Linked DNA regions of Homo sapiens: regions 2 and 3 are each linked to region 1. The links are chromatin loops, found by intact Hi-C in ENCODE. Cell type or tissue: Calu3. All regions are shown on one strand. Links, peaks and the distances in the headings refer to the core of each region. The heading gives the core; the rest is flanking DNA.

The links. A loop is a pair of places that touch in the nucleus more often than their neighbours do. Peaks named below come from ENCODE experiments on the same cell type or tissue, not always from the same donor. Only the 100,000 strongest peaks of a DNase experiment are listed, where the experiment ranks them.
Region 2: it touches region 1 in a loop (2.0-fold over the local background); 3 of 110 quality-filtered maps call a loop at or near these places.
Region 3: it touches region 1 in a loop (2.1-fold over the local background); 2 of 110 quality-filtered maps call a loop at or near these places.

What each region holds. Positions count from the first base shown.
Region 1 is chr17:39,885,434-39,893,856 of GRCh38, reverse strand. No RefSeq gene overlaps it. Among named protein-coding and RNA genes, the nearest start is that of ZPBP2, 21 kb to the right of the region's middle. In Calu3, for the core only: no CTCF peak of the experiment used is centred there; DNase peaks (open chromatin) are centred at 2,826, 3,156, 3,826, 4,356 and 6 weaker places.
Region 2 is chr17:39,803,775-39,812,197 of GRCh38, reverse strand. The region is part of intron 3 of IKZF3 (IKAROS family zinc finger 3); the gene reads left to right. Among named protein-coding and RNA genes, the nearest start is that of IKZF3, 56 kb to the left of the region's middle. In Calu3, for the core only: no CTCF peak of the experiment used is centred there; DNase peaks (open chromatin) are centred at 2,717, 3,427 and 3,828.
Region 3 is chr17:39,766,682-39,775,104 of GRCh38, reverse strand. All of the region lies in intron 7 of IKZF3 (IKAROS family zinc finger 3), which reads left to right. Among named protein-coding and RNA genes, the nearest start is that of GRB7, 33 kb to the right of the region's middle. RefSeq lists enhancers at 2,384-2,443, 8,013-8,082 and a silencer at 4,641-4,710. In Calu3, for the core only: no CTCF peak of the experiment used is centred there; DNase peaks (open chromatin) are centred at 2,471, 3,406, 3,954, 4,954 and 2 weaker places.

The sequences.
Region 1 (8,423 bases), core at 2,342-7,341:
CATAGGCATGTCTCTCTTTTTTTTTTTTTTTTTTTTTGAGACGGAGTTTCGCTCTTGTTGCCCAAGCTGAGTGCAATGAGTGATCTCAGCTCACTGCAATCTCCACCTCCCGGGTTCAAGTGATTCTCTTGCCTAAGCCTCCTGAGTAGCTGGGATTACAGGTGCCTGCCACCAGGCCCAGCTAATTTTTTTTTGTATTTTTAGTAGAAACAGGGTTTCACCATGTTAGCCAGGCTGGTCTTAAACTCCTGACCTCAGATGATCCACCTGCCTCAGCCTCCCAAAGTGCTGGGATTACAGGCGTGAGCCACTGTGTCCGGCCAGGCATCTGTCTCTTTAGGATGGTTGGGGTGGTAGTTCTACCTTCAAGAGGGAAACATTTCCTTCTTAGGGGGACATAATCACTTTAGAATCCTACCACTAAAATGTTCATACTCTCTTTCTCACTTTTATGAAGTTCTACTGTTTCAAAATGAGATGTGCTATTATGGAAAAGAATAATGCATTAGCCTATTTCAGGGTAACCTAGTCATTAACCTGTGTGCCCAGTTTTTTTTATGCCGACAGAATAAAACTATCCAAACAACAGAGATTCATCCTCACTGGAATAGACACATATTCTGGATGTGGGTTTGCCTTCCCTGCTCATAATGCTTCAGCCAGCGCTGCCACCTGTGAACTCACAGAATGCCTTATCGACCATCATGGCATTCCACACTGCATTGTGTCTGATCAGGGAACTCACTTCACTGCAAAGGAAGTGAAGCAGTGGGCTCATGGCCGTAGAATTCGCTGGTCTTACTCCACTCCCCATCACCTAGAAGCAATTAGCTTAACGGAAAGGTGAAATGGCTCACTAAAATCTGTTACAGTGTCAACTGGGAGACAACACCCTGAAAGAAATGGGTTCTGCTTTACAGGATGCAGTTTAGGTTTTGAATCAGAGGCCACTATCTAGTGCTGTCTCCCTCATAGCCAGGATAGTCCAGGAATCAAAGAGTGGGTGTAGGAGTGGCTCCTCTCACTATTCCACCCAATAACCCACTAGAAGAATGTTCGCTCTCTATCCTGGTAACTTTGAGCTTTGATGGTTTGGAGATCTTTGTTCCCAAGAGGGGGATGCTTCCACAAGGAGACACCACAATGGTTCTTCCCTGGTTTGGAAGATGAGACTGTCACCTGGACATTTTGGGCTCCATATGTTGTTGAACTAAGCAGGGAAAAAAGGGGATGAGGTGAGAAAGGAGAGTTAATCTGGCTGGAGAGAATGATCCTGATGACCAATGGGAAACTGAGTTGCTACACAAGGGTAGAAAGGAGGACTATGTCTGGAACCCAGATTCTCTGAGGTACCTCTAGTTCTTCCATCTTCAATAGTAAAGGTTGATGGAAAACTACGTAGCAACCAAAAAACAGGTGTGGGGAGGAGAAGGGGTAAGAACAATAAAGATTCAGACACTTTGGCAATAAAATTTCAGTCATTCCACCACATAAAGAACCCACAGCAACTGAAGTTCTGACTGAGGGCAAGAATAACACGGAATTGGCTTCCCGCAGAAGGAAGCCATAGGTATAAACTACAACCTTAATGACCAATCACAGAAACAAAGTAGCTTTGCATATTTTCTCTTTGCTTCTTGTATTCACACCTTTATTTATTTATTTATTTATTTTGAGACAAAGTCTTGCTCTGTCGCCCAGGCTGGAGCACAGTGGCACAATCTCAGCACACTGCAACCTCTGCCTCCTGGGCTCAAGCGATTCTTCTGCCTCAGCCTCCTGAGTAGCTGGGATTACAGGTGTGTGCCACCACACCTGGCTAATTTTTGTATTATTAGTAGAGACGGGATTTCACCATGTTGGCCAGGCTGGTCTCTAACTCCTGACCTCAGGTGATCCACCCGCCTTAGCCTCCTGAAGTGCTGGGATTACAGGTGTGAGCCACTGTGCCCAGCCAATACCTTTATTTTAATATGCTATCCTTCTTCTCTCTCCTTTCCAGTTTTTAATATACAGATTGTTGGTAGATAATTTTACAGTTTAGTCTTTAGGTAAGAATATTCAGTGGAACTGTGACTGAATTTGAGAAGTATTTAAAATAGCAATAGAAACAATGACTGTTGGGACTACATATCTTTACATTTTGGGGAAACAGCAAGTACTTTTAAGATGGATAGATGTATCTTCTTAGAATATAAAATTGTGGCCAGGTGAGGTGGCTCACGCCTGTAATCCCAGCACTTTCAGAGGCTGAGGCGGGAGGATCACTTGAGCCCAGGAGTTTGAGATCAGCCTGAGTTCTAGAGAGAGAACTTGTCTCCACAAAAAAATTTTAAAAATTAACTGGGTGTGGTGGCACGTGCCTGTAGTCCCAGATACTTGTGAGGCTGAGGCAGGAGGATCGCTTGAGCCCAGGAGTTCAAAGCCTGCAGTAAGCTATGATTGTGCCACCGCACTTTAGCGGGAGCAACAGAGACCTTGTCTCAAAAAATAAAAATTGTTTTGTCCATGAACAAGAGTTCAAATGTGTATAGAAAGGTGCATGTGGACGTCAAATAGCCAAAAGGTTAGACTGTGACAGTTAGCAACTTATTGTCTCTCAGCTCCAAATTCATCCTTTTTGCCTGCTCTATGAAAATGAATCTGGGCTCTGATAATATTTTTCCTTTGCCAGCTGGCACAACAATGAACTGTCAGAAAGGGGTGCTGGAGAGACACTGTAGGTTCTGAGTTCTTGCTTTGGCAGGCTCTGGTAGCATGTTCAACTTCTCCATTGTCCATACCCTGCAGTGCCTGGTGGCTAGCAGCACCACTGACAACTCCTCCTCCTTCTGTGGATTTATTTATTTATTTAGAGATGATGTGTCACTGTTGCCCTGGAGTGCAGAGGCACAATCTGGCTCACTGCCATCTCTGTCTCCTGGGTTCAAGCGATTCTCCTGCCTCAGCCTCCCAAGTAGCTGGGATTACAGGCACCCACCACCACACCCAGCTAATTTTTGTATTTTTAGTAGAGACAGGGTTTCACTATGTTGGCCAGGCTGGTCTCGAACTCCTGACCTCAAGTGATCTGCCCACTTTGGCCTCCCAAAGTGCTAGGATTACAGGCATGAGCCACCACGCCTGGCCTCCTTCTGTGGTTTTATAGCAGAGTGTCTCTAGTGAGAAACTTCCCTATGTACAGCTTTTCCTGGCACCGCAGAGGGTGGGTCTCTGACAAGTTCTAGAGAGTGTATTTTTAGCACGACAATGACTTTTCTTCCATCTGGTGACCCATGGTTATGCTCATTTTAACAAGCTGGACCTCAGCCCTAGGGGATGGTGGATTTTCTTAGACACTCTCAGTCCTAGTGGTATTGCCTTAAAAATATATGTATATCTGTTATTCCTCTATTCTTTAGAGTTCTCCTTACATCTTACTAGGCAATTCCTTATTATTCCAATCCCTTGTTACATTTAATAATTCCTCATATTAAACTTCCTCTAATCAAATTACTGTGTATTTTCTGTCTCGAGATTGGACCCTGACTGATGCACATACAGTTAATAGATGGAAAATAATACATATTGCCATATTAATGTAGTGGAATAGAGGAGGAATGGAATCAAATCTTCATGTGTTAACAGAATTTTTTAAAATATGGGTAAAGAAAGTTGCAAAGCATACGCATTACACCTTTGATGTAAAAATTAAATGATTACAAAACTTAAGGCCGGGCGTGGTGGCTCATGTCTATAATCCCCAGCACTTTGAGAGGCCGAGGTGGCAGATCACCTGAGGTCAGGAGTTCGAGACCAGCCTGGGCAATACAAAAATTGGCTGGGCATGGTGGTGCGCCCCCTGTAATCCCAGCTACTCAGGAGGCTGAGGCAGGAGAATCGCTTGAACTTGGGAGGCGGAGGCTGCAGTGAACTGAAATCATACCACTGCACTCCAACCTGGGCAACAAGAGCAAAACTCAGTCTCAGAAAAAACAAAAACAAAAACAAAGACAACCCCCACCCAACAACAACAAAAAACTTACATGGGAGGGATACCTACCAATTTCAGAGTGGTGATTAATTCTTGGGGGGGATAAGAGAATAGTGGTAGAAGAAAAGTATAAAGAGGCTTTAAATGAACCTGTAATGTTTTGTTTTTAAAGATGTGAAGTAAACAAAAAACTGTAAGAATATAATGAAAATGAAAGGCAAGAGTCCATAATCTGCAACTGAAACAATTTGGCAGAAAAAGGTCAGCCTAGATTACATTTGGACATCTTCTCTTCTGGATATTCTGAGCAGGTTAATACACAGGTAACCTAAGAACACATATCTTGGTAAGAATTTCAGGATAGTCTGCTTTGCAGCTGATAAGAAAGCCTAAGGTAAGATAAAAATGTCCGGTGACAACACACAGGCTCTTACAAGAGATTTTATTAATCATTGATTAGAAAGGTACATAAACTGTTAGCCTTTTATTCCCCAATAATACCTCTGATAGGCTAGCTAATATGTCCATAGAGGCTAAATGTTTGTGCTCTTGAAAGTTTGTAATCAGTGATTTTCTTATACTTCAATAAACTAATGCTTTCACATACGACCAGAAAATTTTACTAAATCTGAACTAAGTAGATCCATTAGTTTTTCTAACTGCTTCAGACAGAAACATTTACAATACATGAAGATATGGCACCTGCAGTTCAAAGCATTAAGCTATTAACACCACATACATGCCAAAATGGTTGTTGAAACAAGCAAATGAAAACCAAATGTTCATTAGTTTATTAATAATACACTAGTGTTGGAAAATACTCTTGCAGAAGTACAAAATACAAAATTCTCAATACTGACTCTTTTGGTAGGTACAATCCTGTGAAATGTGACTTCTAAGTACTACAAATGTACACATACAGAATCAAGATGAAAAAGAGGGAGGCCAGGTGCGGTGGCTCATGCCTGTAATCCCAGCAATTTGGGAGGCCAACGTGGGTGGATTGCCTGAGCTCAGGAGTTTGAGACCAGCCTGGGCAACACGGTGAAACCCCAACTCTACTAAAATACAAAAAATTAGCCAGGCATGGCGGCGTGCGCCTGTAATCCCAGCTACTCGGGAGGCTGAGACAGGAGAATCGCTTGAACCCGGGAGGTGGAGGTTGCAGTGAGCCGAGATTGTGCCACTGCACTTCAGCCTGGGCAACAGAGGGAGACTCCATCTCAAAAAAAAAAAAAAAAAAGGGAAAGGGTGGGATTTTTTTCAGCAGCAAATTGTAGGAATGCTGTTACAACTTCTGTTTCCATTGAATAAGTCAGAAGATATAATAACTTTGTTGCCATTTTAGGGCTTTGTGTCTCTGCTAATGAGATAAAGAATATTACATTCATTTAATTTTGTTGTTAATGGGTTAACATTTGCAAAATATTAATTCAACACAAGCTTTTAATTCTACTGTGTTATAATATTTAAATAGTTTACTATGGATCGGGGTTAGGGGATGGAAAAAGTGTGAATCAATGTATCAAGGGGCAAATATTATCTCTCTCTCTCTCTCTTTTTTGAGACAGAGTTTCATTTTGTCACCCAGGCTGGAGTGCAGCGGTGCGAGGATGTCAGTTCACTGCAACCTCAGCCTCCCAGGTTCAAGCAATTCTCATGACTTAGCCTCCCAAGTAGCTGGGATTACAGGTGTGTGCCACCACATCTAGCTAATTTTTTTTTTTTTTTTTTTTTTTTTTTAGTAGAGATGGGGCTTCGCCATGTTGGCCAGGCTAGTCTCAAACTCCTGGCCTCATGTGATCCGCCCACCTTGGCCTCCCAAAGTGCTAAGATTACAAGCGTGAGGCACCATGTCTGGCTTTTTTTTTTTTTTTTTTGAGACAGGGTCTCACTCTGTCGCCCAGGCTGGAGTGCAGTGGTGTGATCTTGGCTTGGCTCATCGCAACCTCTGCCTCCTGGGCTCAAGCGATCCTCCTACCTTAGCCTCCCAAGTAGCTGGGACTACAGGTGTGTGCTATCACACCCAGCTAATTTTTGAATTTTTTTGTAGAGACAGGGTTTCATCATGTTGCCCAGGCTGGTTCTGAACTCCTGGGTTCAAACAATCTGCCTGCCTCAGCCTCCAAAAGTGCTGGGAGTACAAGCATGAGCCACCATGCCTGGCTGCAAATATTCTCAAGATTCAAAATAAGTAGCAAGTAGGATATAACCACAAGTTTACCTCTGAATGCAGATTCAATTTAATCAGTTCAATTACTTATTACAGCTATAATGCATAGAAATGTGGGGGGCATTCAAAGGTTAGTATGAGGAAGTTCCTGCTCACAGGAGTTTATTCTAGTAGGGGATGGTGGGGAAAGGATACAGAAGATAGAAAAGACATTAAACCTAGATTCAGTGCTGGAAGAGATATTATGGATTTAATATAATCCTTTCATTTTACAAATAATGAAAGAGGCTTAAAAATGTTAAATGACCAGTCTGGGCAACATAGTGAGGCCTCATCTCTACAAAAAAAATTTTTTTAATCAGCCAGGTGTAGTGGCACATGCCTATAGTCCCAGCTACTCCAGAAGCTGAGGCAGGTGGATTGCTTGAGCCCAGGAGGTCAAGGCTGCAGTGGGCTGTGATCACACCACTGCACTCCAGCCTGGGCAAGGCAGCAAGATCCTGTCTCAAAAAAAAAAAAAAAAAGAAAAAGAAAAAGAAAAAAGAAAAAAAGTAAATTGTAACAAAAATGTGGTTCCATGCTAAAATTAGCAGTAGCAGACAATACATTTATGGAAGAAACTGATCAGTGTGGGTAGAAGTGTTGTGAATAACGTGGAAACAAAGATGGAAGGGCATTCTACATATGAGGAATAAGTGTAGTCTGTCTAGGAGAAAGCAAGATGAGTCTTGTTACAGAAAAGGGTTCAAACTGAAAAGACCTTTACATTCTTAGAGCTGGAAGAGAACTTAAGAGATTTAGTCCAATCTGTCCCCCAGTGTAGAATGATAGGAATCAAGGTGGAAAGGTCAATGGAAACCAGACCGTAGAAGGCTTTGGATGCCAATTTTGGGTTTAATCTTTTATGCCAGGGGTTGCCAGCCTCTTTTCCCCTCCTTTAGGAAGCTTTTTTTTTAAGACTTCCCCCCACAATTGCCTTCCCATGAAATTTTAATACCACAGATAAACTGTGTATCTGCTTGTGTAACGTGTGATCCTTTTTTTGTGTGTGTGACAGAGTCTCCCTGTTGACCAGGCTGGAGTGCAGTGGCACAATCTTGGCTCACTGCAACCTCCACCTGCCGAGTTCAAGTGACTCTCTTGCCTCAGCCTCCCAAGTAGCTGGGATTACAGGTGTGCGCCACCAAGCCCAGCTAGTTTTTGTATTTTTAGTAGAGACAGGGTTTCACCACGTTGGCCAGGCTAGTCTCAAACTCCTGATCTCAGGTGATCTGCCCGCCTTGGCCTCCCAAAGTGCTCTGATTACAGGCATGAGCCATTGTGTCCAGACTCGTGTGACCCTTTGAAGAGCCACAAACATATGAAAAAATGCTCAACGTCACTAATCATCAGGGAAATGCAAATTAAAACCACAATGAGATAACACCTTACCCCAGCCAGAATGGTCATTATTAGAAAGTCAAAAGACAATAGATGTCAGTGTGGATGTGTTGAAAAGGGAACACTTATACACCGCTGGTGGGAATGTAAATTAGTACAACCTCTATGGAAAACAATAGCAGATTTCTCAAAGAACTAAAAGTAGACCAACCATTCAATCCAGCAATCCCACTACTGGGTATCTACCCAAAGGAAAAGAAGTCATTATATGAAAAAGACACCTGCACGCATATGTTGTTTGTTTGTTTGTTTGGAGATGGGGTCTCACTCTGTCATCCAGACTGGAGTGCAGTGGCATGATCATGGCTCACTTCAGCCTCTGCCTCCCAGACTCAAGTGATCCTCCCACCTCAGCCCCCTAGAAGGAGCTGGGACTACAGGTGTAAGCCACCAAGCCTGGATAATTTTTTGTATTTTTGGTAGAGACGGGGGTTTGCCACATTGCCCAGGCTGGTCTTGAACTCCTGAGCTCAAGCAATCCACCAGCCTTGGTCTCCCAAAGTGCTGGGATTACAGGGTGAGCCACTGCATCCAGCCAGCATGCATATGTTTATTGCAGCACAATTCACAGTTGCAAAGATATGGAACCAACCTAAGTGCCCCTCAACTGACAAGTAGATAAATAAAATGTGGCATGTATACACCATAGAATACTACTCAGCTATAGGAAAGAACAAAATAATGTATTTTGCAGTAACTTGGATGGAATTGGAGGTCACTATTCTAAGTGAAGTAACTCAGAAGTAAAAAACCAGGCTGGACACAGTGGATCATGGTTGTAATCCCAGCACTTTGGGAGGCGAAGGCAGGCAGATCACTTGAGGTCAGGAGTTTGAG
Region 2 (8,423 bases), core at 1,074-6,073, 80 kb after region 1:
GATCCCGAAATTTTATCTTGTAAAATATGGGGGTCATATTATTGCAAGTAAATGAAATATAGTAGGTGGTTTTGTGTTTTGTTTTGTTTTTAATATACTGTTACAAAAAGCACAAAGCAATGACAGTGAAGTTTAAACTGGACACAATTGTAAACCTTAAAAGACCCAAATGATCTTGAAGCAATTACTTCCTATCCATTCCCATAAGAACTTTAGCTTGCTCTTGTCTGAGAAGTGGGCAAGGGTAGACAACTGGAGGCAATCAGCAATCCTTTTACATCCAAATTTGTACACATTGTATTGTGGCAGGGTGTTATTGTACTTGATTGTGTCCCAAAGACATGGCAAGAACAGTCTTTTATAGTTGTGTTCTTTTGTGCCAAAGTTCTGGGAATATAGTAAATGCTCAGTGTTTATCCATTTTTCTTTCTGCCTTTCCATCCAACCATCCATTCATCCATTTATCCCCTGCAGTGTTCACAAGTGCTCACTAAATAATTATTGGTTCATTAACTAAAGTGAAGAACAGCATGTGAGTACATTTTGGCATTGGGGTCTTTTATTTTAGTAGTGTTCTTGAAATGCTGGGAAAACTTTCCAAGGATTGCATGGGATAATTTTAAGAGAATCAATTTCCAGGTCCGCAACTTCAGTATATTCTCTGCCCTTCTTCCTAAAACTGATCTGCCTAGAAGACTGCTGCCATTGAGCTTGCTTGCTTTTTCTTTTCTTTCTTCCTTTCTTTCTTTCTTCCTTCCTTCCTTTCCTTCCTTCCTTTTCTTCCTTCCTTTCTTCCTTCCGTCCTTTCTTCCTTCCTTCCTTCCTTCTTTCTTTCCCTTTCTGTCTTTCTTTCCCTTTCTTTCTTTCTTTCTTTCTTTCCTTCTCTCTTTCTCTTTCTCTTTTTTTATTTCCTCCCTTTCTCCCTCTTTTTCTTTCTCTCCCTCTCTTTCTTTCTTTCTTTCAGACAGGGTCTTGCTCTGCTGTCCAGGCTGGAGTGCAGTGGTGTAATCACAGTTCACTGTAGCCTTGACCTCGTGGGCTCAAGCAATACTTCCACCTCAACCTCCTGAGTAACTAGGTCTACAGGCACCCACCACCATGCCCTGCTAATTTTTTAACTTTTTGTAGAGGGGTCTCACTGTGTTGCCCAGGCTGGTCTTGAACTCCTAGACTCAAGTGATCTTCTCGCCTTGGTCTCCCAAATTGCTGAGATTACAGGCATAAGCCACCATGCCCAGCCTTCCTTCTCCACTTTATAAAAGAAAAGAACATTTCTCACCCACCTCTAAGGTGTAAGTACTTCCAAGATGCCAAACAAAGGATCAATTAGATAATTTCTTTTATCAAATTTTCATAACTTATTTCCTCTCTATCCTTCTCATTAGGAGATACAGTCCCAATAAATTTTACTTTTTGTATTTGGTAATTATTGATCAAATTATAATATACCTATATTGTTTTACTCAATTGTATGTTAATAATTGTAATGCTAATTCAATCCAGAAGAAAACACATTTTGACACATAGCACTTCATGTTAACAAAAGTAACTATATTTTATTGGGTTTTTTTTTTTTTTTTTGCTGCAGATACATATAATGGGATGAACAATAGATGACTCAAGCATACAAGAGTACTACATTAGGAGAAAATTCCATGGGGGTAGTGAAATGGAAATAGAAGTTCAAAGAGAAATTTCCTGACTTTCTTGAAAAGCTTACTTATGTATTTTTAAATTCATGATGGAGTAAATTAAATCACAAATATGTATATATTCCTAAGTAGATACATTTGAAAGGGTGTGGTAATGGTTTAAACTATCATTATTTACAATACACAAACTGTATTCTTTTGTTTAAAAATAGTTAAACTCATGATGAAAAATTATAGATGTCAACTTAGTATGTACTTAATGTCCACTATGTATAAGAGAGATATATAATTTTTCAAAATTCTTTTGAGGATGCTTGAGCAAAAAATTTGAAAAATGCCAACCACTATTATATGAAGTTTACAAAATATAACACAGAGGTGTCTTTAAGCCTGAGCCTATTTAAAGGCCTGAGGCAGAGATTCTCAACCTGAGATCTCAGGGTTTGAGAAATCAATCAATAGTATGTGAAATTTCGTGTTTATGGGCATGTGTACCTTTTTCTGGGCAAAGAGTACAGTTCTCAAAGATGTTCACAACCTAAAAAAGATTAAAAAGATCTGACCAAAGCATGTAAAGTCTTAAGAAACTTGACTTTGCTGTTTTCATAATAGTTTCATATGCACTGGCATGTGGAATTGCTTCCAACATAAACAATTTTGGTTCAGTTGTTTGTATATAAAATAATACTAATTATGAAAAATAATGAAAGATTCAATCTCCCTTTCTTCATCATCATCCTGAAATCTATGTCAATCTTTTAATTTTATTCCTTGCTTATTCAGAGGCCTTTTCTTTTCTTAATTTTGATGGAGAAAATTACAGGTGCTTCATCCATAGAAAAATGCTGAATGGAAATGTGGAAAACAGTTTTTAAAAGAATAGACATCATCTGCCCCTGACAGTTGTGTCTTGCGGTTTCTTCCAGGATCTAATCAGCAGTCTAGCAATAGGTTGACATAGTATTCAGGCTTAGAATTAGGAAAATTACATTTGGAAGTGACTAATAACACAGTACTTTCAAAGCTTTGGATTTTAAAGCGTCACACACACAGCAGGTGAATGAAGATGTCAGAGCCAGGCCTAAAGGAGCACCCTGGTAATCCAGCCCTTGGTGTATAACCTTCAAACACCAATAAACAAGATTATCTGGGTTTAACATGTGACCTTTCTCATTTTGACTGGTAGGTCCAGATGTTTTCTCGTTTAGCTGCCTGGTTGAAATCTGCTTTAACTGACTGCATTTGGATCTAGATTTGAGGTTGCAGGAATGACAGTCTTGAAAACTACATTCTGCACTGGGTGATACTGTCTAAACAGTAACATATGGAGACCTATGGTTTAATAACTAAAAATAATTTGTGACCTTACCCTTAATAGATTTGCTAATTATGTCAACTGAATAAGTAAAAATGGGATCACGATAGATATTTCACTATATTCATCAGTCTGGTGGCATTAAAGACATTGACAAGATGTGTTAGAACCAGCCTTTTCTGCACCTGCGTCTACAGAAGCAAAAATCTCAGCCAGGGCCTTTGTTATCCTTTCTTACTCCTTAAGTAATTTCATAGCAGCCCTTGAGAAAATAGGAAAGGCTCTTTGTTAACTTCTGTTAAGTCAGCCTAGGCTGTGGTCATACCTCCCATCCACCGACATTTGAACAAACACTACTTAATGGTCCATTATTACTCTTTTCATTACTTGGAGCCCAGAACTCTCTCTTGCATTTTTATATGACCTATTCCTTACTTACCATCAGCTTGATTTTCCGGTTCTAGTCCTTCAGGTTGTACTAGTTCTCTCTCTCTCTCAGACTGTAAAGAAAAGATAATTCTTTATTTTCTTATTTTGTCTTACGAGAGAACTCACATTCCTGAATGAACCCTCAGTGAACTTCCCCAGGTGCATTTATATCACTGCTGCTTTGCAGTCCAGAGATAGTGCTCATTAACTAATTAATAACCACAGCCTAGTAAAACACACTAAATTATTAACAGAACAGAAAGTGAGACAGTATGGTCCATAAAAGCACAAAATATAACAAAGAAGTAATATATCCTTATGTATCTGGATCCTTATGAATTTTAGCCCAATTTAGAAAGAGCAAAAATCAGTAGTTAGGTATTTGTCTGAAATCGATAATAAAATAACTAAGTATGGGAAATGTCCAATCAGGCCAACTCTTTTATACTTGATTTTTTAACCTTCCTTTCCTACTGTCAAGTAGCGGGTGCCCTTGTGTTTTTCAACAAGCTAATTCTTGTTAATTTTGTTGAAAGGGAATGAAATCAGTTGTACAGGAACAAAAGGAGTTAAAAATAGTCTTCTGAGCATTTGTCATATGGAAGTAATCATAGCTCAGAAACTATACTTACCATGATGCTTCTTGTAATCATTGGTGAATGGGTAGCTAAACATTCCCATTTTGAGACAGAGTCAGTATCAGAGTCAGTATCAGAGCTATCAATTTTATTTTGTTTTGTTTATCTGTATAGATTTCTTTTTAAAACAGCTTTAATGTGGTTATAATTTACATACTTTAAATGTTCAATTCAATGACTTTTCTAGTAAATTTACAGAGCTGTACAACTACCACCATGTTTTAGAACATTTCCATCACCCTAAAAAACCCTTTGTACTTGTTTGTAGTTGATCCCCATTCTTGCCTGCAGCCTCAGGCAACCACTAATTATTTCTGTCTCTAAAGATTTACTGTTTCTGGGTATTTCATATAAATGGAATAATACCATATGTAATATTTTGTTTCTGGCTTCTTTTACTTAGCATAATGTTTTTGAAGTTCATCTATGTTGCTGCATGTATCAGTAGTTTGTTTCTTTTATTTCTTTTTTCTTAAAATTTTTGAGATGGGATCTCACTGTGTTGCCTAGGCTGGTCTCAAACTCCTGGGCTCAAGTGATCCTCCCACCTCAGCCGCCCGAGTAGCTGGAAACATATAGAGGCCCCGTCTCTACAAAAAAAAAAAAAAAAAAAAAAAAATTTAAATAGTCCCAGCTACTCAGGAGACTGAGGTGGGAGGATTGCTTGAGCCTAGGAGGTCGAGGCTGCCTAGTGAGCCATGATCATGCCGCTGCACTCCAGCCTGGGTGACAGTGAGACTCTGTCAAAAAAAAAAAAAAAAAGAATATCATTGTATTTATATAGTACATTTTGATTATCAATTCACTGTTTGGTGGACATTCAATTGTTTGCATTTTTTAGCTTCTATGAACATTTATGTACAAGTCTTTATGTGGACATAGGTTATCACTGCTTTTGAGCAGATACCTAGAATTGTTGGCTTGTATGGTAAATTTATGTTTAATTTTATAAGAAACTACCCCTATATTAGTTATTGATTGCTGTGTGACAAATGACCCCAAACCCTAGCAACTTAAAACATATTATCTCAGGAATACAGGCACAGCATATCTGGGTCCTCTGCTTCAGTCTCTCCCAAGGCTGCTAACAAGATACTGACCTGAACTGTGGTCTCATCTAAAGACTTGACTAGGGAAGGATCAGTTTCCAAGCTCACTCATGTGGTTGTTGTCAGGATTCAGTTCCTGAAGGCTGTTAGACTGAAGGCCTCGTTTCTTCACTGGAGGTTGGCCAGACACTGCCTTCAGCTCCTTGCTCTCCAGCTTACTTCATCTGAGAAGCTTGCAAGAAACACCACAGAGAGAAAGAGAGAGAGAGATGGAAGTCACAGTCTTTTATAACCTAAACACAGAAGAGACACCTTCCATCACTTTTCCATGTTTTTTTCATTAGAAGCAATCACCTAGGTCCAGCCCACACTGGAGGGGAATATTACACAAGGGTGTGAATGCTAGGAGCCGTTTTAGAAGGCTGCCCACCATACTGCCAAACTGTTTTCCAAAATGACTGTATCATTTTACACTCCCACCAGCAACGGATGAGGGTTCCATTTTCTTCACATCCTTGCCAGCGCTCTTTATTGTGTCTTTTTTATAGTAGCCATTCTAGCAGGTGTGAAGTGGAATCTCATTATGGTTTTAATTCACACTTCTCTAATGACTGAGGATGATGAGCATCTTTTCATTGGTCTGTTGTCCATTCATATAATTTCCTGGTGAAATGTTAATTCACATCTTTTGTGCGTTTTAAAAATTTTATTTATTACCTTAGAAAAGCTAAAGACTACTTTCGTGCATTTTAAAATTGGATTATTTGTCTTACTGAGTTGCAGGATATTTTCATTTATGAATCATGTTTTCAGTGCTGTATCTAAGAAATCTTTGCCTGTCTCAAGGTCATGAACATATTATGTGCCAGCTACTATGCTACGCCTATATATACATTATTTTGCTTAATTTCATTACTGTAACAGCCCTATTAGGTATAGATATTATCATTACTGCAACACAAATGAGAAAATTCACGGAAGTCAAATTACTTGCTGAGGTCACACAGCTAGTTAGTACAACTTGAACCTGGGTTCTGTCTTACTCCAAAGCCCATGCTCTTTTATCAGAAACTTAAAAAAAAAGAAGTCATTCAACTCTATTTTCAGTGGAAAAAAATAAGTTAAATACCATATTGTTCCTTCCCTGTAATTACCAATACCCATCCAATATTACTTGAATATTGTTAGTAGAAACCTCTCTGTGATCATTAGAAGCTGCTGTTTGAAATAGAAAGGACATAGATTGCAGTTTGTTGGCCAGATTCTATTCTAGTTTTATTCTGCCAGACAATATTCCCTCTGCAGTTTCCAGTAGAGCTAGGATGCATCTTTGCTTGCAGCCTTGAAGTATGTTACTGGGCAGCTGTTAAGCAGTTGTTACACTTTATCCCCAGGGATGAACATGTTCCAGTGACAAGATAGCTCATTCCCTTGTGTGCTTTTAATGTTGTACATTCACCCAGGAGAAGTCAGTGCTGAGTTTCTTCTATTATTTCTCAGTGCTCTAATTCCATTATTTGAGAACCAGGGAAGAAGGAAGGGAAGAACCAGAGATGGGTAAAAGTCTAAATAATATGTTACAGATGGTAAATGTTAATTTTTATTTTGTATTTTAATGTAATGCTAAAAAGAACAAGAGTCTTCTAATTCTTAATCCTTATACTCATTTCCTTCTCATCCAAGAATCCTTTATACGCTTTGGGTCTGATTGTTATACCTTGAGTTAGAAATAACAATTTATTTTTTCCCTCTGTCTTCGGCTAATATGCTAGCTTTAGGCAAAATTGCAATCTGTACAATTTTTAAAAACACTGTCAACCCTAATTTTGTACTTGAAGCAAATAATAGTATAGTTGTTCACGCTTTCCTTTCCTCCTTCTTATCTTCTTTCCTTCCTTACTTCCTTGTTTGTTTGGTAAGTAGTCACTGAGCTCTGTATCAGTGCTAAATGTTGATAGAAGCAGCATAATATACAGACGTTGACATCAAACAGCCACTATGTAGAGAGGACAACGGGGAATATTATAGGAAAAGCGGAGAAGAAATGGGAGAGATAAGGAGCTTGTTTGCAACTTGTTGAGTGTGAGATAAGTGTTGGAAATTCAGGAAGTGATTGTACATGTCAGGAAGTATATGTCTATGGCTTTCCAGGTCTACCGGAAATAAAAATTTGAGAGTCAACAGCAATAAAAACTTGGATCAGGAGACAGAGTATGTAAAGTGAAAAGGCAAAAGTTTCAAGAAATAGGCCCTAGGAAATAATTCACATCTAGGAGATAGAGAAAGAGGAATAAACAGAGGATATAAGTAAATAAGTGAGGTAGGAGTAGGACCAGCAAAGAATAAGCCAAGGAAAGAGATTTAAAAAGCAGGGACTGGCCAGTGGCATCCTATTGCAAAATGGTGGAGCAGGAAGGGCAGAAGCCAGACCACAATGGGCAAAGAAGTCAACTAGATGACTGGCTATCACTGTGGGCCATGGACCTTATTCTGATGCATTAAGAGAAACTACATACTGCATGACAGCATCAGAATCTTGTAGACAAGTTAGGGGTCTATTGTGATCTACTACTTCTTCTCTGCCTGGCCTAGTTATCATCACTAAATTGGTTCAGGCTGCCCAAGAAGTTCATTCATTCATTCATTCAATTTCTTTTTTTTTTTTTTTTGAGACAGAGTCTCGCTCTCACCCAGGCTGGAGTGCAGTGGAGCTATCTTGGCTCACTGCAACCTCTGCCTCCTGGGTTCAAGCGATTCTCTTGCCTCAGCCTCCTGAGTAGCTGGGATTACAGGCGCGTGCCACTATGCCCAGCTAATGTTTTGTATTTTTAGTAGAGACAGGGATTCACCATGTCAGCCAGGCTGGTCTCGAACTGCTGGCCTCAAATAATCTGCCCGCCTTGGCCTCCCAAAGTGCTGGAGTGTTGGGATTACAGGCATGAGCCACCACACCCGGCCCATTCATTCAATTTCTAAAGTAACGAGGCCCTTGTTAGGTTCTGGGGACACAAATATTATTTAAACCTGGTCCCCACCTTGAAAATACTCCTAGTCTATATGGGAGATAAATACACTAATTGTGATATAACACAAAACATGCTATATACACCAAGAACTACTTATGCTCTGGATATAGAAGACTTTTTCATTCCTTCCTTTACCTGTGACCCTGAGTTTGGTATTGTGACAGTCAGAATGTTTTTTAGCCAATTGTATTTGGATGACAGTTTTTGAATTTTACTAAGAATTGTATTTTAACATGCTTTAAACTTTTTCATTCCTGTTTTTAAAAAAGATAGAGTGGCTGGGCGCGGTGGCTCACGCCTGTAATCCTAGCACT
Region 3 (8,423 bases), core at 2,063-7,062, 120 kb after region 1:
CCAATCACAGAACCTTTCTGGGCCTCTCTTTACTCATCTGTGAAATGAGGAGACTGAATAGGTGATGAAGTGACCAGGAAGTCTCCTCCCATGTACAAGTCTGTGAGATTAATTAGAAAAGAAATAAAAGGCAGCAATTATTGATACCACTGTGTGTTTAGAAAGCCCATGTGCGTAACTTCAGATAGCCTTTTTCTCAAGGCTATACAGATGTGGTGTTTATGCTATAAACCATATCCTAGGTTTTTAGAGTCTTTTTTGTTTTAGGAAGATGGTATAAATCTGAGAATCTAAAACACAGTCGCATTAGCCCGACATTCATGTGTTTTACTTAGGGCAGTACTACTTGTTCACTCACTTTTTTGTCCATTCATTCATCATACAGAAGGTTAAGAGTTCCTGTCATATATATGGTATTCTTGTTTTGGGCACTGTTCTAATCTTCTTGCATTAACTTATATCCTAAACTTTTGTTTGAAAGGTTTTTAAAAATTAAAAATAAAAGAAACCCCTTAAATTATTTAATTGAATCAACCTTTGTGATAGAAAATAGTAATGTCAACGGAGGGAGAAAGGAACATTATTTGTGACACTGTGCAGTGTATGAGATGAAGTGATGTAAAACATGGGGCTACTGTTTTCTCTCCATCTCCCCTCGCCTTGCCTCGCCTCACCTCACCTCTCCTCTCTTGTCCTCTTGTTCCCTCCCCTCCTCTTCCCTCCTCTCCTCCCTTCTCTTCTCCTCTTCTCTCCTTTCTCCTATATTTCCTCTCCAAGGCACTGTTTTTTGAAGATTCAGCTGCCAGGGTAATGGCAATGGGTAAGGTGTGAAGGAAGAGTGAGTCATTCCCTTTAATCCTTGCTGACAGTTGCACAGCACTCAGACCAGCCTTGACTTCCCTGACCTCTTGAACTGTGAGGGTAAAGGTGAAAATAGACCATCAGGTCAGCCCGCTGCTATCTCAGGCGGGCTGGCGATAATTACCAGTAGGGAGCATTTTGCATCCATTAGAGATGAACTGGGGAAGAGGGACAGATTGGATCAAGTCTAAATGTATTTTGAGACACAAACATGCTCTCAAGTTGGAGAAAAATATTTTTTTTTCTAATTCTCCAAGAAATTTTGTATGTCTTTGTTTCAAATGGGAAAAAAAAAAATGGACACACGTCCATCAGGAATCACCATCTTTACATTGTCAGAATAATTCTGTTTAAGTTGTTCTTTTCAAAGGACAAGAAGACCTTCCTTTGCACATACTGTCCTTTAGGGGATTTCCTTTCTCTGAATCTTGTTCTCCTGTTATAAACTTGTTTGACTACACTTCAAACTAGGCCATCCTCAAATACTTGGCTCAAAATGGATTTCTCTCTTGGATGCAGAAGAAAAATGACTACATTTCTGCATATTTCTCCTGATTTTTATTCTTTCCCAAAAAAACAGATGTTATTCAGACCAAAGTGGTTACCATAGCATCTCCTTATTTTAAAAGTTTTATGTATTACTTTATTAAAGGAAGTTTTCATAACGAAAAGAACATGAAAAAAAGATCTCACTCACCTGTGGTAAACATGTTAATGAGGTTTTGACACTTCAACAAACCATCGGATCTCCCTGTGAAGTAACTAATGAGAAATTGCCTGCTTTGGTTAACAGCAACAGGAAGCAGTTTTAATACCTGTTTCTAAGAGAAAAAAAAGTATTTTTCCAACCCCTTCCCAAAGGCCTGATGTCCATAATCCTGTAAGCATTACAATGTCATAGTATTTTTGGGCTATTAGGAACCACCAGTGAGGCTCTTTTACCATGGAAGGAAGGAGGATCAGAGAGGTGGAGTGACACAGCTGGCAGGTGACAGAGCAGCGCCAGACCTCGGCCTATAAGGCACTGCAGTCCAGGCCCTTCCTTCCCCAGGAGGTGACCAAGAGCAGTGCATGTCATGCGCGGGGCTTTGGACAGCAAGGAGTCTGGTCATTGAAAGTTGGTGGGAGAGGCCAGGTGCAGTGGCTCACACCTGTAATTCCCCACTTTGGGAGTCCTAAGCAGGTGGATCACTTGAGGTCAGGAGTTCAAGACCAGCCGGGCCAATATGGTGAAACCCTATCTCTACTAAAAATACAAAAATTAGCCAGGTGTGGTGGTGGGTGCCTGTAATCCCAACTATTTGGGAGGCTGAGGCACAAGAATCACTTGAACCCAGGAAGCAGAAGTTGCAGTAAGCCGAGATCGCACCAGCTTGGGCAACAGAGCAAGACTCTGTTTCAAAAACAAAAAAGAAAATTGATAGGAGGAAAAAAACCCTTGAAGAAGGGCAATTGTTCTCCCTCAAGGGTGATTCTCTTTAGAAAAGAACAGTCTTCCCTGGTGACTCCATGAGAACAGATGACATCCACACAGCACTTCCCAGTGTCTCACAGAGGACAAAGACTTCTGCAGCAACCAAATGTGGTCTCCAGCTCAGCTTTCCCCAGTGCCACCCCCACAGCTCTCTCTGTTCTTTCCTCCTTCCTGTTTCTTCTTGTTCTCTGGCTCCCCTCTGTTTTCCACCTCCTGCAAGAAGTGTTAGTTTCACTTAGGTTGAGATCAGAGCCATGATGATGGTTGGATATTCTATTTTCCTGCCTTTTTTGTTCATTTGCTTTTGGATGTGTGCTGATAGTAAGAGTGAGGGATAACACTTGTGGGAAATTATATGACGCAGCAGCAAACACATTTAAGTGACTTGAAGAACTTTAAGACTTAAGACCTGAATATTTCACCTTACCCCATCATGGTGACTCTAAATATTGGATTTCTGTTATTTTTCTAAAGGTTCGATCATTTTGCCCCCCTCTTCAAAAAAACCTTTCAATGGCTCCCAGTGGAATCAAATCTAAACCATTCAGTCAGGCCTTCTGAGCCCTCCACAATCTGTCTTCAACTTACCTCTTCTAATTTTATCATTTCAGCCAACCAGTCCTTTACTTCAGCCACAATGAACTCCTCCTCCCTCTTCTGTGTAATATCTCACTCTTGTCTGAATGGCCTCCCTCACATCTGCCCTTAAAATACACATTGTAGGCCAGGCACAGTGCCTCATGCCTGTAATCCCAGCACTTTAGGAGACCAAGGTGGGAGGATCACTTGAGCTCAGGAATTTGAGACCGGCCCAAGCAACATAGTGAAACTCTGTCTCTGAAAAAAAAAAAAAAATCAAAAACCTAGCCAGGTGTGGTGGCATGGGCCTGTGGTCCCAGCTACTTAGGGGGCTGAGGTGGGAGTATCACTTGAGCCCAGGAGGTTGAGGCTGCAGTGAGCTGTGATCACGCCACTGCAATCCCACCTGAGCAACAGAGTGAGACCTTGTCTCAAAAATAAAAAATAAAAAGAAGCACACATTGTCCACATTCCCACACCCCTGTGTTCTCTCTCTGCTCCATCCTCCCTCTGCACTCCAGGCGAGTTTACTAGTCTGCTTCTTATTATAGATATGACTGTCTCCACCACCGTCACTACCACCACCTCTGATTTCAAGGAGACTTTAAAGAATAGATGAATCTTTGCCCCATATTAAGTGTGGCATATTTGAGAAGTAATTCAGTTTTCTCTTTCCACTCTCTTGGCTACTCTATGTTTTGTTCTACCATGTAGCATTAAGGATACTGATTTGTCATGAAATGATGTACATGCTGCATCTCCTCTAGTGGATTGCAATTTTGTTGTATTCCTCAAATCACCTAACCATGGTGCTAAGCAAATAATGGGAATAGAGTGCTTACACATGCCTGGCACTGCTAAGCACTTTATAGATATCATAACAACTCTGCACAGCATATACTTCTTGAGTGCATGTGCTGGTCCATGTGGAAAAAGCAGTTGCTGCCACTAAGCCCCCTTTCCCTCTGCTATGGGAACCATCACAGCAGAAAACCTGAAGTCACTGCTGGTGGTGGGGCTGTGCAGCCATGGGCAAGGTAGCAGCCAGGAAACATCAGTTAACACTCAAACATATACTGGGATATGTGGGCTCTTGGATTACATCCTGGTTCTCTGTTCACCAACTGGGCAATCTTGGAAAGTGAATCAAACTGTTTGTGCTTTAGGTTCTTCATCTAAGAGATGATAATTCATACCTTAAAAGGTATCATACAAAAATTAGCCAGGCATAGTGGCACGTGCCTGTAGTCCCAGACACTTGGGAGGCTGAGGCAAGAGAATCACTTGAACCCAGGAGACGGAGGTTGCAGTGAGTCGAGATCGTACCATTGCACTCCATCCTGGGTGACAGAGCAAGACTCTGTCTCAAAAAAAAAAAAAAAGTATCAACCCCTAATGGGCTGGTAAAATGAGACAGTATGCAAAGTATCTAGGATGGCACGGTGGATACAGCAGGGGCTCAATAAATAGTACTTATCATTATTGGGATTATTGTATATAAGGCACAGTGCAAGGTACTGTGAAATATAAAGACCAGAAGTAAACATATTAGGGTGGTGGGTCTTCCCCCTCAACCCTGCAGACAGAGTTCTGAATCCACTTGCTCAGTTAAGGGCCCTTTTAGCTCTAGCCTGTGATTCTGTACTTCCAAGTTGGCACTTAGAAGCCAACAACCATATGTCCTCACCACATTGCATCAGTTCAGGTCAGGTGGTTTCTTAGTTTAGAGTTAACAAAGCCAAGATATAAGACATTGACACCTTTAAAAAGAACCACAGGTAGGGAATGGCCCAACCAGGCAGCCTTAGTTTCTAAACTTAGGACTTGCTGTTGCCGTGTGTATTTTTGTTGGAAGAAGACCTCTAATTCAGCCTGAAGCTGGTATCATGAATCATTCAAAGGCGTGGTGTGATTTTGACTAGAAGCTGGACCAGATGCTCCGTGCAGGTTTGGAAGCAGTTACACTTTTGTGGTTTGACTAACCTTTTTTATGAGTGTGTTACTAAAGAAACGTGAGCTGTTGGCTTTTCAATTACTGTAGTTTACCCTTTCTGGGTTTCATACACATTGAGTCATCGTGTCTACAGGTGACTGATAATCATCTGCACTGCTCAAGTTACCGTAACTCAGAGACGAGGGGATCTGATGATTGCAAGTTGCATGCACGTGAACATCTGAGGCTGCCCCATCTCCTTAACAATGAACAATGGTCTGTGTTAACTACAGAATTCAGTCACATATTTCCACTCATCCAGGGGTTTATCTTCCTCTTAATGTTTTGCCTTTTACAATTTTAGCACTCAGCTGTTTTCTGACATATGCTGCAGGTGGTATAGATTGTGAAATTGTAGGCCTTGTTAAGTAAAGCAAACTCTTAGGAGAAAGGATAAAATCAGAGTTTGTGATGTGCCTACCCCACCCAGAAACCTTCTGGAGCCTCTCTGTTGGGTGAAAAGAGAAAAAGTTTCTCAAGGACCCCTGGTATTTAGGGAGATGAATAGAGGTGGCCACAGTGGAAAATAACCAATAACCTTAAAAAGGCCAAGAAACCGAAGTTCATCATTTCTGTGTCACATTCTAGGGAATGAATGTCTGTGACCTTAGCTGGCTCTCATGTTCTCAGTCTTCCAGATGGCCTTGACCAAAGATATATCCAATCTGGAAACTGAAAATAAAAAACATTGATTACTTTGGCCAAGGTCTACTCTGCTGTTGCTTCTCATTGAGTTTCCAAGACAGGGTATTTTCGTTTGCATATTTTTTTTCTCTCTCAGGTATTTCTCTGGAAACTATCAGGTTGGCCTTAAGGTCAGCTGCTTGTGGGGATGCAAAGACAAATTCATCTCATGGGAATAGATCTTTTAGCTGGTTCTTCTGGCTCCAATTTCTCACTGTTCTGGTCTGCCTTACACATTGCTGTTACGTTAACCACAAACCTGTCTTTCTCAAGGGCAGGTAGCCTTGGCTCTTGGTTCGGATTCACACCCTACAGTGGGCCATTCGGAATGCCCACCATTCGGTCCTACCATGCATTATCTTTTTTCAGTGTTTCCCCAAATGTAGGATGCAAATTGCCAGCAAGCACATGGAGCATTTAAAAACCTGGGTCCACACAGCAGGATAATTATTTTCTTTCCAGTTCTCTTTCAGTCTCCTGGATCATACTAAGGAGAAAAATTTAGACTTAATTTGATGCCAGTTGTCTTTAACACTAATCTCACACTTGGTAATCTCTGTTTTTAACAAAGGGGGAAGGGATCTTAGTCTCCAAGTACTCACAGTAGTATCCGATCAAAATTTAATGAAATGCTCTGTTTCATTGTCTTTATTTTTCATAGTTACCTTCTACTTGTGGAAAGTGATTCTGGTTTTCCGTTTATGTTAGTGATATAAAGTTTCCTTAAAAACCACATTTATTTTAGAAAAAGAAAAAAAGAAAGAAAATGTGAACCAAATCAAACAGAGGAAAAAAACCCAAGCATTTACCAAGTGTTTTCCATGTGGCAGGCCCTGTTCTAAGTGCTTTCCAGTGACCCTGTGAGGTACATACAATTATCTTCACTTTACATGAGGACACGGAACATAGGTTAAGTGACTTGCCCAAGGTCACAAAACTGGTGACCAATGGAGCCAGCATCAAACCCAGCCCATCTGACACCAGAGTTTATTCTCTCAACCACCACACTGCCCTGGTGTGTGGATATTGCAGAATGTGAAGGAAGAGTGAAGCCTGAGAAATACTGTATTTCATACTTCTTGATCGCGTTTCAGCCAGACTCGCTTTCTGCACACGTCCCGTGTAGTCCCACCTCTCTGCCTTCATTCCTGCACTCCCCCTCAACTAGGATGTCCTCTCCCGCTTCTCTGAAAATCTAAATTCTTCCAGTTCAAGACCCTTCTCAAAATTTAGATTTTCCAAGAATGCTTTCCCTTCCCCAAGTACTTCTGAAGTTTCTGCATTCCCTTAATGCCTAAATATACAATTTATACCAAATTGTCTCACCGATGCCTGTATGTTACCTTATTATTCTTTTTAAAGAACACGTTACTTCCCTGCCTAAATGCCTCAAATGTGGGCATTTAGAATAAAAGCAAAGACCTCCATAGAGCAAAGCAGTCCTTTTACAACTTTTTTTTTTGAGACAAGGTCTTACTCTGCCACCCAGGCTGGAGTGCAGTGGTGCCATCTCAGCTCACTACAATCTCTGCCTCCCAGGCTCAGGTGATCCTCCCACCTCAGCCTCCTGAGTAGCTGGGACTACAGATGCCTGGCTAATTTTTGTATTTTTTTGTAGAGACAAGGTTCCTCCATGTTGCCCGGGCTGGTCTCGAACTCCTGGGCTCAAGTGATCCTCCCTCCTCAGCCTCCCAAAGTGCTAGGATTACAGGCCTGAGCCACCGCGCCCGGCCAACTTTTAACTTATACTTTTTCTCGAGTTCTATATATATATAGGTCTTATTTCTCATCCACTAGGTTGGAGACACCTCAAGAACAGGAACTGGTTCTTCCAATCCTTTTGTTTTCTCATGGCATTTTTTCTTCTTCTTCTTTATTTTCATTGCTGAACCCTTTACTGTAGGGCAGTGACAAATTTTGGAATCTCAACATGACTAGGAAACATTATAGAAGGATATGGTTTAGCAAATCCCTCCAGGATCCAAGCTGACAGAATGGAGAGGCTCAACAGTGACCTCAGCCTCACCTCCAGCACTCGGCTCCACTTCCTCGCTTTCTCTCCCCTCTCCCCACCACTCACCACTGAGCACATCTGCCCTCACTGCAGTCCCCATCCCTGCCTTCCCTGTGACCAGAGAGCCTCTGTTTTCTAACACACAACACCCACACACTCTGAAGGTGGCTAAACTCTGTTTTCAAAACTTCTCAGCAGTTTGACATGAGAAGTAGGAGAGGGTGACCACAAGTATATTTTTTCAGTTAAGTGTGAGATAGGCCCTAATGATCACATGTGTATCAGAGATACACTTGCCAAGCAAAGGAAGAGAAACACACGTTAGGAAAGGGACAAAGACCATGATCTCTTCTCAAGAAAACTTTTCTCAAACTTTCTACATTTGAAGCTCTTTCACTTCAGTCTCAGTCAGCCAGGACGGGTGAGTTTGGGGAGTAGCCAGTTGGAGTCTGGGGGGCTATTTTCTCTATCTCTGTAGCTATTTAAAAAGCTGCCGAGGTGAGGCACCGAGTGTCCCCACTCTTTGCAGCACTTCTGTCCCCCTGGCTACCTAATATTGCAAGCAGAAAATAACAAGCAAAAGCAAAATAAGAGTTGGGAGCCGACTGTGTCTTAAGAGATCATGAACTATAGCAGAAGTCCCAGGCTCCTGTGGGCTGGTGGCTCCCTTGTCCCTCTAGCCCCATCCTAGTGTCCTGCTTCTTTCCCTCCTTTCTTGAGGGCTCTCCTCTAACATGCACAGTGGGCATACCTTACCATGTGGCCTCAACTGAACCACATCTCTGCCCCTCTCTTCTGCCTGCTGGCTTTATTTTAAC